Regions from separate parts of the Homo sapiens genome. Here region 2 is linked to region 1. A link is a contact called in ENCODE Hi-C or POLR2A ChIA-PET data. All regions are on one chromosome and are shown on one strand. The core of a region is the stretch at or near the end of the contact, and the rest is flanking DNA. Distances in the headings are between cores, read along the strand shown. Region 1 overlaps PACRG (parkin coregulated). Region 2 holds the start of PACRG-AS3 (PACRG antisense RNA 3).

The links. A loop is a pair of places that touch in the nucleus more often than their neighbours do. ChIA-PET counts read pairs that join two places held with the same protein, here RNA polymerase II (POLR2A). Pooled maps may share reads with other maps.
Region 2: a loop to region 1 is called in a pooled map of right lobe of liver, with 2.0 times the contacts of the local background. The contact joins the promoter of PACRG-AS3 here to the enhancer-like site in region 1. A Hi-C loop is called at or near these places in 2 of 168 maps with a recorded cell type or tissue (Right ventricle myocardium inferior and dorsolateral prefrontal cortex) and 2 of 50 pooled maps. POLR2A ChIA-PET finds 5 or more read pairs at or near these places in 2 of 52 experiments (GM10248 and T-cell).

What each region holds. Positions count from the first base shown.
Region 1 is chr6:163,261,103-163,268,418 of GRCh38, forward strand. The region is part of intron 4 of PACRG (parkin coregulated); the gene reads left to right. Among named protein-coding and RNA genes, the nearest start is that of PACRG-AS1, 60 kb to the right of the region's middle. Within about 2 kb of position 3,334, at least 7 of the 41 ENCODE cell types and tissues checked have a DNase peak (open chromatin) inside an H3K27ac peak, as active enhancers do; they include dorsolateral prefrontal cortex, where a contact is called at or near this core.
Region 2 is chr6:163,188,242-163,195,557 of GRCh38, forward strand. It overlaps PACRG-AS3 (PACRG antisense RNA 3), which reads right to left and starts at 3,761. Exons shown (of 4, transcript NR_122120.1): 1 at 3,640-3,761; 2 at 2,667-2,741. The region is part of intron 4 of PACRG (parkin coregulated); the gene reads left to right.

The DNA of each region.
Region 1 (7,316 bases), core at 2,084-4,583:
AGTCCCATCGGGAGAGCTCCTTCCCTCCTCCCTCTGTCTTCCCGGCTCCCCATGTTCCTGAGCCCGGAGCTGATCTCCGCCTCTTCTGCCCTCAGCTTAGCTGCCTGTCATCATGCCAGGCAGGCACTGGATTTTCTTTTCTTTCTATTTTTTTAATTTTACTTTAAGTTCTGGGATACATGTGCAGACAGTGCAGGTTTGTTACATAGGTAGACATGTGCCATGGTGGTTTGCTGCACCTATCAACCCGTCATCTAGGTTTTAAACCCCGCATGCATTAGGTATTTATCCTAATGCTCTCCCTCCCCTTGCCCCCCACCCCCTGAGGTGCTGGATTTTCACTGTCCTGAGATTTTCACTCTCCCTCATACCCTCTTTGCTGGCCTCCCATTATCACCAGCAGCAATTTGGTCCAAAGAAAGTTCTCAGCTTCTGAATGAATGAGCCCTCAAACCCATGAGCTCCTTGACTCAGTGCTTATGCTGTGCTGAGCCAGGCACTCGCAGGACACTCGGCCCTGCTGGTCAGCCCTGCTGGCCGGGGGCTCCACATCTGTGGATTTGGCAAAATGCAGATCTGAAATACTTGGGGGGAAAATATGCCTGTACTGAACATATACAGAAATTTTTTCTTGTCATTGTTCCCTAAACAATAAAGTATAACAACTATTTACATAGCCTTACATTGTGTTAGATATGATAAGTAATATAGAGATGATTTAAAGGATACCAAAGGTTGTGCAGGGGTTATACGCAAATACTGCACCATTTAGTATCAGGGACTTGAGCATCTGTGGATTTTAGGATCACCCGGGGTCCTGGAACCAATCCCCCAGGAATACGGTGGGACAACTATATTAATTAATTAACCTTTTTTGCATTTATCAGTAGTTTCTGTGTTCAATATTGTCTATTGCTGCTATTTCCAAGATGTGGGGAAAAGGTGACCACAAATATATAGAAATGTATTCTGTGCATTCTAAAATAAATTCTAAACTATATGAAAGTAGAGGGCAAAGCAGAAAATGCTGGAAAAACGGCCCTGGCCCAAGACTTTGAGCTGTTTGTCTTTCGTTTTTCACACTGTCGTGTTACTCAGTAGTCCTGGCAGCTCTACTGTACCATTCTGAATTTCAGAGAAAGAAAGGGGAGCTAACTCTGCCCTGGAATATTATTTATGTTCTAAAGTGCTAAAAGTACTTTCAAGCGCAATTAGCTTATTTAAGAGGCAGAGATTATGTTGTTCTCTGCCTACCTCATCGGGTCACTGGGAGGATCACAGGCGGGGGAATATATATCTGTGTTTTGAGCACAGTAGGAAGAAAATCTTTGTGTAAATTCAGGTTGGCTTTATAATGATCCGGCAAGATTGGAATATCTGATCAAAGCGAATCACTCTGATCTACTCAGTTACAACATGATCTCTTTTTTTTTTTCAGATCTAATAATATATCACAAATTGACATGTGCTTGTGAGAATGATTTGTGGTTGATCTCGATGCTCAGACATGGCCATCGGCATTCCAATTATTCCCTCCCCTTTACTTAATTTCACTACAGACTTGCCCCATAGCTCATGGTTCTATAACAGTCTCTGACTTCATCACATTTTTATCAGGAAACAAATGGATCACTGGCTTGCACAAAATACAAATTTAGGCCAGGTGCAGTGGCTCACACCTGTAATCCTAGCACTTTGGGAGGCTGAGGCGGGAGGATCACTTGAGCGCAGAAGTTCAAGACTAGCCTGGGCAACATAGTGAGACCCCCCCCCCCATGTCAACTAAAAATTTAAAAAATTAGCCCAGTGTGGTGGCGCATGCCCAGGTAGTCCCAGCTACTCAGGAGGCTGAGGCGGGAGATCTCCTGAGACCAGGAGGCTGAGGCTGCAGTGAGCTATGATCACACCACTGCACTACAGCCTGGGCAACCGAACAAGACTCTCCCTCAAAAATAATAGTAATATATAAATTTGTCTGCAATTGTGAAAAATAAATAAATTTACATACTAGATCCAAGGCCCTGAGTTTTAACTTGATAACTGGGGCCAGGTATCTTACAGACCCCAGGAGGCCTTTCAAACCCGTTACTTGCGTCGTCATGCCAAGGGGCTGAGAACCCTTCCCTTCCCATCCCGAGAGCCCAGAAAGAATTCTGCAACTGTCTGTGAGCCAACTAGACTTGAACAGGCTAACTGACCTGCTACTCAGGAAAGAAACATTAGCTTGCTCACAAGAGCTTCCCTCACAGACTTGGTACAGAAGTCTAAGGATCACGTGGCGGCCGCAGCCTCTGTGTTTCTGTCCCCTGAGTCAGCACGTACAGAACACGCTGTGCGCCAAGGACCAGACCCTGCTGTGGAGAAAGCTACAGTGAAAGGTCAAGTCTGTGCAGAAATATGTGACTATTGAACACCCTCCTCTTCTCAATCACAAAAGCTCTTTATAATTCCTCCTCTGCAGGCAAAAACTGTGGGAAACTCTCACATTAGGCAGAATTTTTTTCTGACAATATCTGGAACCAAAGACCCACAGTCAGGTTAAAAATCACATTTTCATTGAAACAGTTTATGAAAAGCCTATTACCTAGCAATTTTATATTTGAATGCAATTATGTTAATGTTATTAGTACATTATGAATGGTACTAATATGATTATTGTTTCATGTGGTATTACAGGAAATTAATTCAAATGGATTTACATATTTTTTAGATAAAGGGCACTGCTAACACGGATAAATAAGAAGCCTGACGTTACTTTAAAAACAAAAGATAGCACTGAGAAAGCCAGGTTGTGACTTCATTTGTAATACTAACACACCATTTTTGTGCTTTTTTGTTGATGTAAATATTTTGCAATTTCCAAAGTGTTTTTCTTGTTGAATGCAGCAATCTGAATTAATTTCCCCAGCCTCTGCCAGTGTGCCTTTAGCCCATTTTATACTTGAGGGAGTTGAGAGTCAAGAGAAGGAAACTTGCCCCAATTTATACCCAGAATCCAGACAGTGCAAGATGCAAACTCAAATAGCTGAGAACTCAACTCCTACTGTTAGATCATCGGGGAATGTAACTTCTCACGTCGAATCATTCAGAGTTGTAATTAAGTAAGGCCGGACCTCTGGAAGCTCTCCTTCCCTGGATTTTGGTGAAAGGAAATGCTTGTTTCTGCACTGGGCAAGGCTGATTTCCATCTCACAGTACACTTTCTGCATCTCCTGCTTATCCAGAGGAGACCCCACCAGCCTCCCGAGCTCCATCGTCCCTCAGAGTCACTCCGCATCCACTGCGCACTGCTCTACACACTGCTCTGGGCTAGTCACACTGTGCTGCTGGAGACAAAAGTGTGAGCACAAAACAAGCCAGCAGCAGGGGACACTGTGTGCACTCAGCCCATGCAAACAGTAGGTGCCAGCCGAAGTCGTTCAAGGGCGACAGAGCGGTCACAGGTGTGGTTGAGAAGAGCCGCCCAGAAACAAGATCTGGGCTGGGCCTAGACAGAGATTGGTGGGGCAGCTGAGGTGAGGGGAGCTGTGGGTGCAAGGGCAGAGGGCAATTTGCAGGGTATATACACGGTGAGGGCAGAGCTTCCGCTGGTTGGAAAATAGGGGGTGAAACTGAGTTGGGGACAAACTGCAGATTACCTCTAGGCTTAGGACGGAGGAGTTGCTGCCAACTTTTAAACACCTGAAATTGATAAGGGAGAAGCTGCCTCTGCCAAAACCAATCTGGCAACTGTGCACAGAAAAACAGGTTAAGAAACGAGTCTTTCGCAAGTATGTAGGCCTGGGGTGATAAAGGCCTGAACTACCTAGGAGGGATGGCCTCTGCCCCAAGCCAAGGAACGCTATCAAATCTGATAAACTAGTAAGCTGGGAATGATAATTCTATGGTGATAGATCCTAGCAATGGATGATATGCTTTTAAGCTGAAAGTGCTTTGAGGACTAGTACTCTATCTTATTTGTCTATTTTCAGCTTGTAGTAAAGAGCCGGCTTCCACTCCTGCTGGGTGAATGAACGCATGCATGAACGAATGAATGCAGGCATGTGCGAATGAGTGGGCTCTAAAGATAGTATGTTGTAGATAATTTCCTGACTAATGATAGGGATTCCGACCCTGATAGGCTTACAGGAAGCTGCCTCTCAGTCGGTCCTGGTGTGGGTGGCTCCATCACCTGTGTGCAGGCCCCTTCTGGTCCGCATCCTTTTCCCTGGATGAGGAGGGCCTGCAGGCTGACAGTGACAGGTGTTCCTCCAGTGCCCGTCAGGAATGCCCGGGCTCCCTTCTTCTCCAGGGAAGGGGGTGGGGGGCACTCTTCGGGCCCGTGGGTATTTGTTTTAATGGAAGAAATGTGGGTAAATACAGTCTTCAAGCACAGAATGAAGTGAGGATAATATTAATTACTACCTTCGGTGATTGTTGTGAGGATTAAATGAGTTAATATATATGCATAGAGTAGTCGCTGATGTATATATAATAAGCATATAGTGTTAGCTGATGTTATTATTATTTGTTATTACTAACCAAACCAATTGTCCCACCTATTAAATTCTTAATATTTCCATTCTAGAAATAAGCTAAATAAGAGCAATTCCTTAAATTCTTTCAGCAGTACCAACTTTCCTACTTTCCCTTAAAGCCACAGTTAATTTCTAAGTAGCTAGTTGACATGTTAATGATCGAGGTTAAATATTACATCAGGATTTTATTTTAGTGATTAAAGAAAATAAACACCTAAACTTTTATATTGAGCATTTACCATAATTCCGAGTCAAAAATTAATCTAATATTTTGACTACTGTACATTTCACTTCTGCAAATAAAAATTTGACCCATAAATTTAAATGGATGTTGGTGCATCTCCAACTATTTAGCATTAAATTCATTCTGTCAACACTTTCCAATTATCTTCTCATAAGACAAATAGTAACAGACCAATTCCTAAAAAGTCATTTGTGTTTAATTGAATTAGTAGTTGTGTTTGATTGAAATATGTTAAAGCCATTATAAAAATAAATTCTTTTCACTTATTGGTGAATTTTTCTACCTATGCTGTCAAAATGGCTAGAAATATCAATTACAAACTTTGTGAATGGGAAGTGGAAATGTCCATTCTTTATTCTTTCAGAACAGATAAAAATACTGTAAAATCAGAAACCGGATTTGGATTTTAAAGACTATAGGTAAGTAATACCGGTAAATAGGATATCTCGTAAAGAGAAAATGGACTGTGGCTTAGGAATTTAATGAAATAGAGGGGAGCGGTAATTTTGAGTCCATTTAGGATTTTACTGGCTTACTGTCCAGCAAGAGGACTTAGATTAAATTATTGGTTTTCTGTGAATCTGAATTTCCTGGTCTGTGTTGTCAGGACAGGGATGGAACTTTGGGGAAATGTGTGGAACAGATGTGTGGGAGAAGCCAGATGGGGCCAGGATCTTGGGTCTAAGAGAGCTTTCTGTAAACTCTGTAGTCTCTCATGCTCATCTAACCTCCTTCTCCTGATTTTTTTGCTCACATTTATTGATCATTTACTCTATGCAAGACAAAATTCTGTGACTTTTGCATGTATTACCTCTCAATCTTCAAAACAGCCCACAGATTAACTGCTTATGTGACCCTCATCTGACAGATGAGGAAACTGGAAGCTCAGAGAAGTGGATGCTTTGCCCAGGGCTGGAGAGCCAGGCTGGGGCTGATATCCCAGCCGTCAAATGTCAGGCTCCTGCTCTAGACCGTGGCCACAAGATTTGGGGAAAGTTCCCTCTTCCCGGGCAGCACCAGTTTTATGAGCACGTTCTTCCTTCCTGCCCAAATGTATAGTGAGCCCCTCATCAAATGGCTTAACTTCAACATGGAACACGTCTGTCACACAGGAAGCTGCGTGCCCAGAGCCTGGCCAGAGAACCAGGGCCAGGGGCATGAAAGCAAAAAGGCAGAGGGTACTAAAGACCCCAGGAGCTTGATGCTGAGGCAGTACTCTGGATAAGTCACTGTAGGGAAAAATGCTCCACGTAAACTAAGCTCTTCCTGAAGCTTTCACACTGGGAGAGGGGGTCTGCCACTCGTTGGTGCTGGGTAGGCAGAACTCTTCATCCTGGGACCACAAATGACCCCTGCATTCTTCCATGAGCTCTGGGCTTCACTGTCAGCACAGTCCCATCAGTGACGAGTCCCCGCCTCTTCCTAACTGCATGATTTATCTTGGCTCATTCATTTACCAAGAAACTATTGAATGCCTACTAAGTGCCTATTATTCAGCAGTTGTTTAGTCAAGAAATGAGCCAACGTACAAGAACAGAAGGCAGCCTGCTTCTAAGTCCTAGTTTTCTAAAGTACTTTTAAGATCAGTCATATCCAGTGGGACCATAATATTTCACACCAATTCTACAAAAAGCTACATTCAATTAATGAAAAGCGTAAGTTATCAAACATGTAAAAAGTACCATTTGTTTCTTTGAAGTATCTACTATAAGTCAAATTTTATTAATGAGACATTACAGATGACCTGCCTCAAAGGTTAGATTAAAAAGTATTTTTGCATATCAATTCTATGTATATGTGCAGATCTTCTAACCTATTCTAAGGTGTCATAAAATGGTTTATTCTTAGAACAATCGTATAAATCCCCTGTCACATTTAAACAATTTACTCTGTGAGTAAAGGCTTACTAAGCAAGGAAACTCCCATACGGTCCCTAATAAATTATTAATTTCAAATAAATGTAGTCTTTCTCTCCCAATGGCTCACTCTCTGATGTTTCTCATGCTTTTCAGCACTGCCAGATCTGAGAAATAAAACAAAGTAACACCCAAATGAGTTACTTTTAATTCTGAGAAGAATTTATAACTAACAGATAAGATGTTGATATTTTCAATATGTGGCTTTAGAAAACATTAAAGTAATTTAGAAAGAAAAATTTAGCTAGCTTCCATAAAAATTTAGCACATTAATTTAAATGAATAAAATTTAACAGAAAAGCAAAAGTACGTTATAGATACTTTGAAAGTGTTGAAATTGGCCTGGCGCGGTGGCTCACACCTGTAATCCCAGCACTCTGGGAGGCCGAGGCGGGTGGATCACAAGGTCAGGGGATTGAGACCATCCTGGCCAACATGGTGAAACCCCATCTCTACTAAAAATACAAAAAAAATTAGCCGGGCGTGGTGGCGGGCGCCTGTAGTCCCAGCTACTCGGGAGGCTGAGGCAAGAGAATGGCGTGAACCTGGGAGGCAGAGCTTGCAGTGAGCCAAGAATGCACCACTGCACTCCAGCCTGGGTGACTAAGTGAGACTGTCTCAAAGAAAAAAAAAAAGAAA
Region 2 (7,316 bases), core at 2,511-5,010, 72 kb before region 1:
CTTTGGCATGTGCATAGTCATCTTTTACCAAATGTTTAGTCAGTATCAAATTCATTTGCTACTGGAAAACCTGTTTTGATGACAGTTGTTGCTAAAAACCTGTACCTGATCAAAATGATTGAGCTTACTAACTCTAAATTAAGGAGTGTCTATTTAAGCCCCCGAAGCTACAGTAGAAAATCTAACGTCATCTCTTAGAGGTGAGCTTGTTAAAATACTGACGTGATGCCTTTGTGAGTCCACCGTCTCCTTTATAAGAATCAGGCCACTGATCCTCAGGCCTGAAGGCTCATCTCTTGGGAAATAGAGGTCACACCAAGGGTTTGGTCCGTGAGTGAGAAGGTCGTCTCCAGCCTAGAAAGGTGAAGACTCTTTGATTCTACAGTTCTAAAGCGTGGCCTGACCGTTTTATTTTAGTGGCCTTTCTCACACTTTGTCTAGTTTCATTTTTGTTACATAATCTGCATAAAAATTCCCTCAGTAGTTACAATTGCAGTTTAGTTCATGTCTGACTTGGTGTGTCGTTCTGTTGTGTTTGAGATCTGAAAAACTGTCGTCATTGCCCATCCAGATAGCATTCAGTAGAGGGGAAAGGATTCCTTTGTACAAAGCAAGCATGGGCTTAGGATATTTCCACATACTATTCATTTGCAGACATTGACTAAGAACAATTAGGAATGTACGCTAGAACGTGAAAAACATCTTTTACATTTGGATCCATCTTGTAAGTGACCAACATACTTTTCTTTGAAAAAATAGAGCCCATACGTTTGTGGCCTAACAAGACATGAGAGGATAATTGATTAAAATGTCAAAGGTGGTTGGGGAATGCTGAGATGGAATGATACTGCAGGAAAGATTTCGCAAAAACAAATTAAAGTGGAAATTACAATTCATGTATAAAGCCCGTTTGTATGATCAAAGCAGGCATCATCTGTACTGCTAAGTTCTACGTATAACATAGTTTTGTTAAAGAAAAGTCAGGCATGAGATGGACATAAGGGATTTGCTGACAAATGCATAACAGCTCTAATGACTAATTTTGGTTTTAGTTAGTGCAATTCTGTAGGTGGACATTTAGCCAGTTTGTTAACAAGGTGTTTTAAGAATGTCTTCCAGGACAATTTAAAAAAAGAGAGAATTATCTTCTCTTACAGAACAATGAAAAACAGAATTATCTTTCAGGGATGGATGTTTATTACATAACCTATTGGAGAATAATGGAAGGGAACTAGATGCCTTATGCCCAGCTTATTCATTATCTGATACCTTTAAAGGCTGAATGGCATTGCCAATTATTCATTGTGGCAGGGGCTGCCATCAATTTTTAGCTTACAGATTGCTAGTTTCTCCCGTGTTCTCTTCCATGAAACAGCAACATACTCCATTTTGTTCTCTATTTAAAAATTTTACATTGCAGCCCTCCAACAAATTAATTCCATTTAGGTTTCTTCGGGAAGAGATACAAATGAGTTTTGTGAAAGTGTACTTAAATGCAGCCATCCAGCCATCAGCATCAACAGGCAGTCAGCTGTGCCCAGTGCCATGCGCCTGATGCCCGTGACTGACAAGGGCCCGCATTCACTGTCCCGGGCTTATGTGAATGCTGACACACTGGTCACCGCAGGGCATACTGCTTGTTGCTGCTTAGTTCATGCTTGCACGGGCAGACCCCCAGGTGGCCTGTCATTTATTTCTATAAGCTAGGTCTGGTAACACCACAAAAGCAGTAACATTCATTTATATGAAGGAGAAGTACATAATCCAAAAATCAGAAAAATTACTTCTGATAGAAGAAACTAGGTTTCAAATGCGGGTCTTAATAATACAACTGGATTCCGATTGCATTACATTGGTTTTCTCTTCCAAATAATTGGCAAATGAGGACAAACAGCTCATCCCCATCCTAACAGGAAGGTCTGAATCTGAAGCCTTACCATCGGTGACTCATTAGGACCCCATTAAGAGCCAGAAAACTTGCCTAAATATAATACAAATCGAATCTTCAATGAGGACTACACATTTGTAAACTAAATTTGAAGTCCCCAAACATTTACAAGTACATTTGTTCTTCATAAGTACAGTCGTAAAGAAAAGCCCAGTCAGTGACAGTCAACCTTGAGCAACGTTGGAATATGAGGTTTGAAAGTGAAAATAGAGGTCGGCGCACAATCTAGTTAGTGCAGAGTTGCATTAGACACAAGTAGTCAGTGACCCCGATGCACGGAGGAAATTCTGAAGGTTCAACATCTGTCTGAAAATAATCGAAAGGCCCTGCCTAGCAGCACAAGGGACTTTCAAGAATGGGCTTTCCTGTAAATTTTGGATTTCTTTTCTTAGAGAAGGTAAAAATGACCTGCTTTCTACTTTTCTTCTGATTGGACTGCAATGGCCAAAAATATTTATAAGAATAAAAGTTAACAAAAACAGTCTAACCCGTCAGTTCAGAACCCTAGTAAAATTTGTTTTGGAGCCTAGAACTAGAATTGGGCAAAAGTGTAGGGCTCTTTCTCTTATACCAAAAAGCCCACTCAAATGTTCTGTGAGCCCGCTCCAAAGATAAAGTCAGAAACAACTTAACAACTTCGTCTTCTTTCACTGATTACTTCCCTCGTGTTCTGTCTATTGCTGATGATGTCCTGACAAACAGCTCCAAGCACACTCACCCAGTGCCCGTGTGCAGCATGCAGACCACTTGTCACCCAATCCATTTCTGAGGGATGACTGTGTTCCTGAAACAACTGAAATCAGAAATCCCTTATTTAGCATTTATTAGAATACTGAATTTAAAATATTACATATTATCATTTGAAAAACAAAACAAACAAACAAAAAACCTGTTACTTAGATTCAAGTTAAAAGAGGGACTATGTATTCACCCTTAGTCCAGGAGAACAGCTTAAAATATGAGCACCTTTTCCTAAGCCATTCCACTTAAATGGACACTAGACCTCAAAATTGCAAACAATAAATACATAAATAAAAGCAATAATTAAAAAACTAACTTCACCATCATCCCTTCCCGCCACCCCCCAAACCTACTTCCTTCCCAGGCTTCAGATGAAATTTCTATGAATGATCCCACCCAGTCTCATTCCTCAGCTCAGTGTCAAGTTCCAGTGTCCTCTGATCTTCCCTTTCTCTGACCCCCACACCTTTATGGCGAGTGGCCCCCCAACGCCACGAGGCCTTTCCCCTTCACTGCTATGGCCGCTTTCTGCACCACCCTTGGGGGAGGTCACAGCCTCTCTGTGACCTAAGCTCTCTCCTCTCTAAAGAGAAGGCATCCACTTAGGTGGTTTATAGGGTTTCTCCTAGCTCAAGGATCTTGAGTGTATCGTTGAGCTAAGATACACTCACGAGCTGAGACCTCCTGACTCAGGCACTGTGGCTGCACTCCACCAGGTGACTTATCTGTGGACCACACTCCACGTGGCCATCTGTGCCTATGCTCTTCCTCCACCCATCCACCAAAATGCCATCTTCTCCACTCCCACTCAGAGCCATGACGTCCCTCTGCCCCCAGGTTGTCCAGGATCCTCTCATCTTCCATTTCCAGCCACCTTTTTTCTCTAAACCCTGTAACACTTCATAGGAGTCCCTCCCAATGAAAGCCACACCCCGCCTGGTGTCTCACACCCCAAAGCAGACTGTAAGCTTCCTGAAGACTGTCCTGCTCCTCAATGTCCCATCCCCTCCCGAACTGACCAGCGGTGCTATCTACGGGGAAGCACCGGGGCAGTTGTTGTTGAATTGATTTCAGTTAATTCAGTTTTTAACTGAATCACACAAAGGATGTCACAAGCTAGCTTTTATAACTAAAGAAAGCACAGTTGTGCAGCTGCCTCCAGAGTCTCTGGGGGTTAGAGGGAATGAAATAGGGAAAGTCCCCAGAAGCCAGCTGACTGCTGCTCAAACCAGGTGCAGGTTGGGAGAAAATCTGTAGTGAATGAAGGAAAATGAAATGCACAGTGGAAAAGAATACCAACATTCTTGCAAAGGAACCTTAAAGTATTATTTTTGCAAAGAATGCAAGGATTATTTCAGTTCCCTTGTTGACTGTTTTGTATGGTCTTCCTACAGATACTTTCAGAAAAAGATCTATTGTTTGTTTTTCTCTGTGCTGACACAGTATCCATTGTTTAGAACTGTAATCATAGCACACATAGTTGAAAATGTGGGCTCGGGGACAAGCTGTATTTTCCCCTCTGGTTCTTTAGACAGTGAATACTGTGTTCTTTATCTCTTATCACAGCTCTTTTGTCAAACATTTAATGATTTTTTCCCCCAGACAAATTTGTAGTTTGTTATCAACCATAAAAATGTCTATTGCCTTATTTTTAAACATTTAAACTTTGGTAAGTGTGTCTCAAGATGAGCATGAATTAAGGTGTTTATTTCATTTTAAATACTTTTTTTTATCATAGCGTACAAAGCTAGAGTTCTCTGACATGGATGGCTTATGTGGATCTCTATTTAGACTTGATGAGAGAACATTTTATTTTTGTACTGTGTGTATTTGCAGGGAAGATGGTTAGGCTGACTGGCTCCCAGGTTGGGTGTGTTGGGAGCATCTGTCAAGGGTTGGACAGGTGCAGACATCTGTGACGTCCTGCAGTAGGCAGCCATCACTCGATTTCCTGCTTAAAAAGATCTGACACACTTCTTCACTCCTTGGATCTCCATTTTTTCCAAATGCCCGATACTTCTTACCATTCTACAACCCTTAAACCGGATCCCAAAGTCTGTGAGAGATAAAAGCCTTTTTTAAACCCAATAAACAGTCACTCTTTGTTGTTCCTGGTTTTAAAATGACAATTTATTGCTTGATACAGACATTTGAAGCCTATAATTCAAATGAATATTTATAAAAATAAATTTCAAGCACACTGGCATGTAACTGCAGGGTAATTTTTAAATATTCATTTTTAAGGTGGTGATAGAGTCTAGAAAAATTTTAATGTGCCACGTTATATTTTATAAATATCCAACTATAGAAATATGCCTTGTGTGCTAATCATTTCCATAAGGCTTCACTTAGATTGAGAGAGTGAAAATGGGTGTCAGTCTTTCAAATATCCAGAGGAAAAACTTTCATTTTGTTTTAAATTTGTTTTTGAGGGCTGAATTTAAACTTAAGACAATGTATGAAGAGTTAAGGTCAGAGTTGGTACTTTCACCACTATTCCATTTGTATTGCTTTAAATTCTCTGATTAAGTGTGGAAAACTATCAACAAGGCGATTGTTCCCAGGGGCTGCCCGGCCAGAAATACCGAGACTGACCATTTTTAAGAACCCAGTGCTATGTGCGGAACAGGGCGGCATGGTGGCCTCCTGAGAACTGGGAGGGAAACACTAAATGAAGACGTGAACACATGGGATTTCTTTCTTTCTTTATTTTTATTAAATAAAAAATATTTTTATTTTGTTATATTGAACTCGACAAATTTTCCTCAGAGATAATTTTTGTTTCAATATTCAAAGTTAGAAATTGTACCAGCCCGTCATAGTTTGAAAGTATTCCTAAAAGTAATTCAAATAAAAATGTATTTTAAATGTAGTACACATTTTAAACATATTGGAGAAAACATAGAATCAGAGACTTTTTCAAATCCATGTTGGACTAGGAAACTGTTTCTTTTTGTTTCTTTTTTTTTTTTTTTTTCCTGAGATGGAGTCTCATTCTGTCACCCAGGCTGGAGTGCAGTGCCGCGATCTCGGCTCAGTGCAACCTCCACCTCCTGGGTTCAAGCGATTCTCCTGCCTCAGCCTCCCGAGTAGCTGGGACTACAGGTGTGGGCCACCAAAGCCGGTTAATTTTTGTATTTTTAGTAGAGACAGGGTTTTGCCATGTTGGCCAGGCTGGTCTCAAACTCCTGACCTCAAGTAAGACTGTTTCTTAATACTAATCAGATTTGACAACAGATGAGGCCATCTGTGATGGAGGTTCTGCGCCCGATTACACATTCCCCTGTAGCTCATAGACTCAGTGCTCCTTTCTACAGAGGAGAGATTCCATAGTCAGTGTTCCTGGGGTTCTGTTTTTACTTTTGAAGTTCCAGAACTTAGTTTCAGTTCTTCCTCTTGATGTCTCTCTTTTGTTCTCTCCCCCTCTCTCCCTCCCTCCCTGTCTTTTCTCCTGTCTCCCTGTCACCCTCCTTCCCTCCTTTCATATCTTTCTTTCTTCATCTTGTTATTTCCATCTGTCTGCCTTTCCCAAGGCAGGAAACCCCGGCGCCTCCAGGCTGGTGGTGTCTGGCTCTGGGCTGCACAAGCCACAGGCCACCTGCCATCAAGCACAGAATGGACTTGACGGGGACCCTGACAGCCAGTCATTCCTGGGACTAGATAGGGTGCAGCCGGGGTGTCCGAGGTGTTTGTAGTCATAGTGGCATACCTACACTGAAGAGGACAGCTTTTTTGTAAGCGGTGGTTGCTTCACTCATCAAAATAGCCTATTTGTGAAGGCATCAATGTGCAAGTATTTTGGAGCAAGTAAAATCAGTCCTGGAGATTAGAACATGCAGGCCTACTGGGCCACAGGAATGGGGCTGCCTGTTGAGACTGGAGTGCAATGCCCCCCAACCCCACGCCTGCTGTTCTTCCCTCTGCTCTTCTCCCTTCCCACCTCCTTCACTCTCCCCTCCTTCCCCACGCCCCTCCCTCCCTTTTGGTCATCAGTGCACTTTGCAGGCATCAGATATTTGGGGCTCTTCAAGTGCCTCCCCTCTACATCGGTGTCCACGGGCTTGCTGAACAGTGAGCCTCTCCTCCCTCCTGGGACTGGTCCTCTTCAACTTGAGCCTTGATCTGGAGTCGATGGTAGAGGGAGTCCACTTCTCTTGACCCCGACTCTCACCATGTCAAAAGGAGGTGATGTTTCCAAAGGTAGCAATTGAAGGAGCCTCTTTATCCCCCCATAACAGAGAAAGCATCGGGGATGCCTTGGCCTCTCAGCCACGCTTTGATGATTGGCATTTGATTGTTCTCACATTTCATTATCGTGAACCACTAATAATGTTGGCTAATTGTTTATTTCATTTATAATTCCTTAAATCTCCATCTAGTCTTGAAGCTGTTGCATCCAAAGAGAGTGCTGCCAAAGAGAAGTTTAACCACAGGTGCCGCCCTGACCACACTTCCAAGACTATCTCCTCATGTGGGTTCTCCTTACATCATACATTTGACCGTGAAACCCATGAAGACAGGCGTCCAATGGAGAGGAGTGTTGGAGGCCTCTTCCCTTTCCACATGGCCCTAGAGCCCAGTGTTTTCAATGTGGTGTGACTCCCTTTTCCAGCGGCGAAATCGTTCC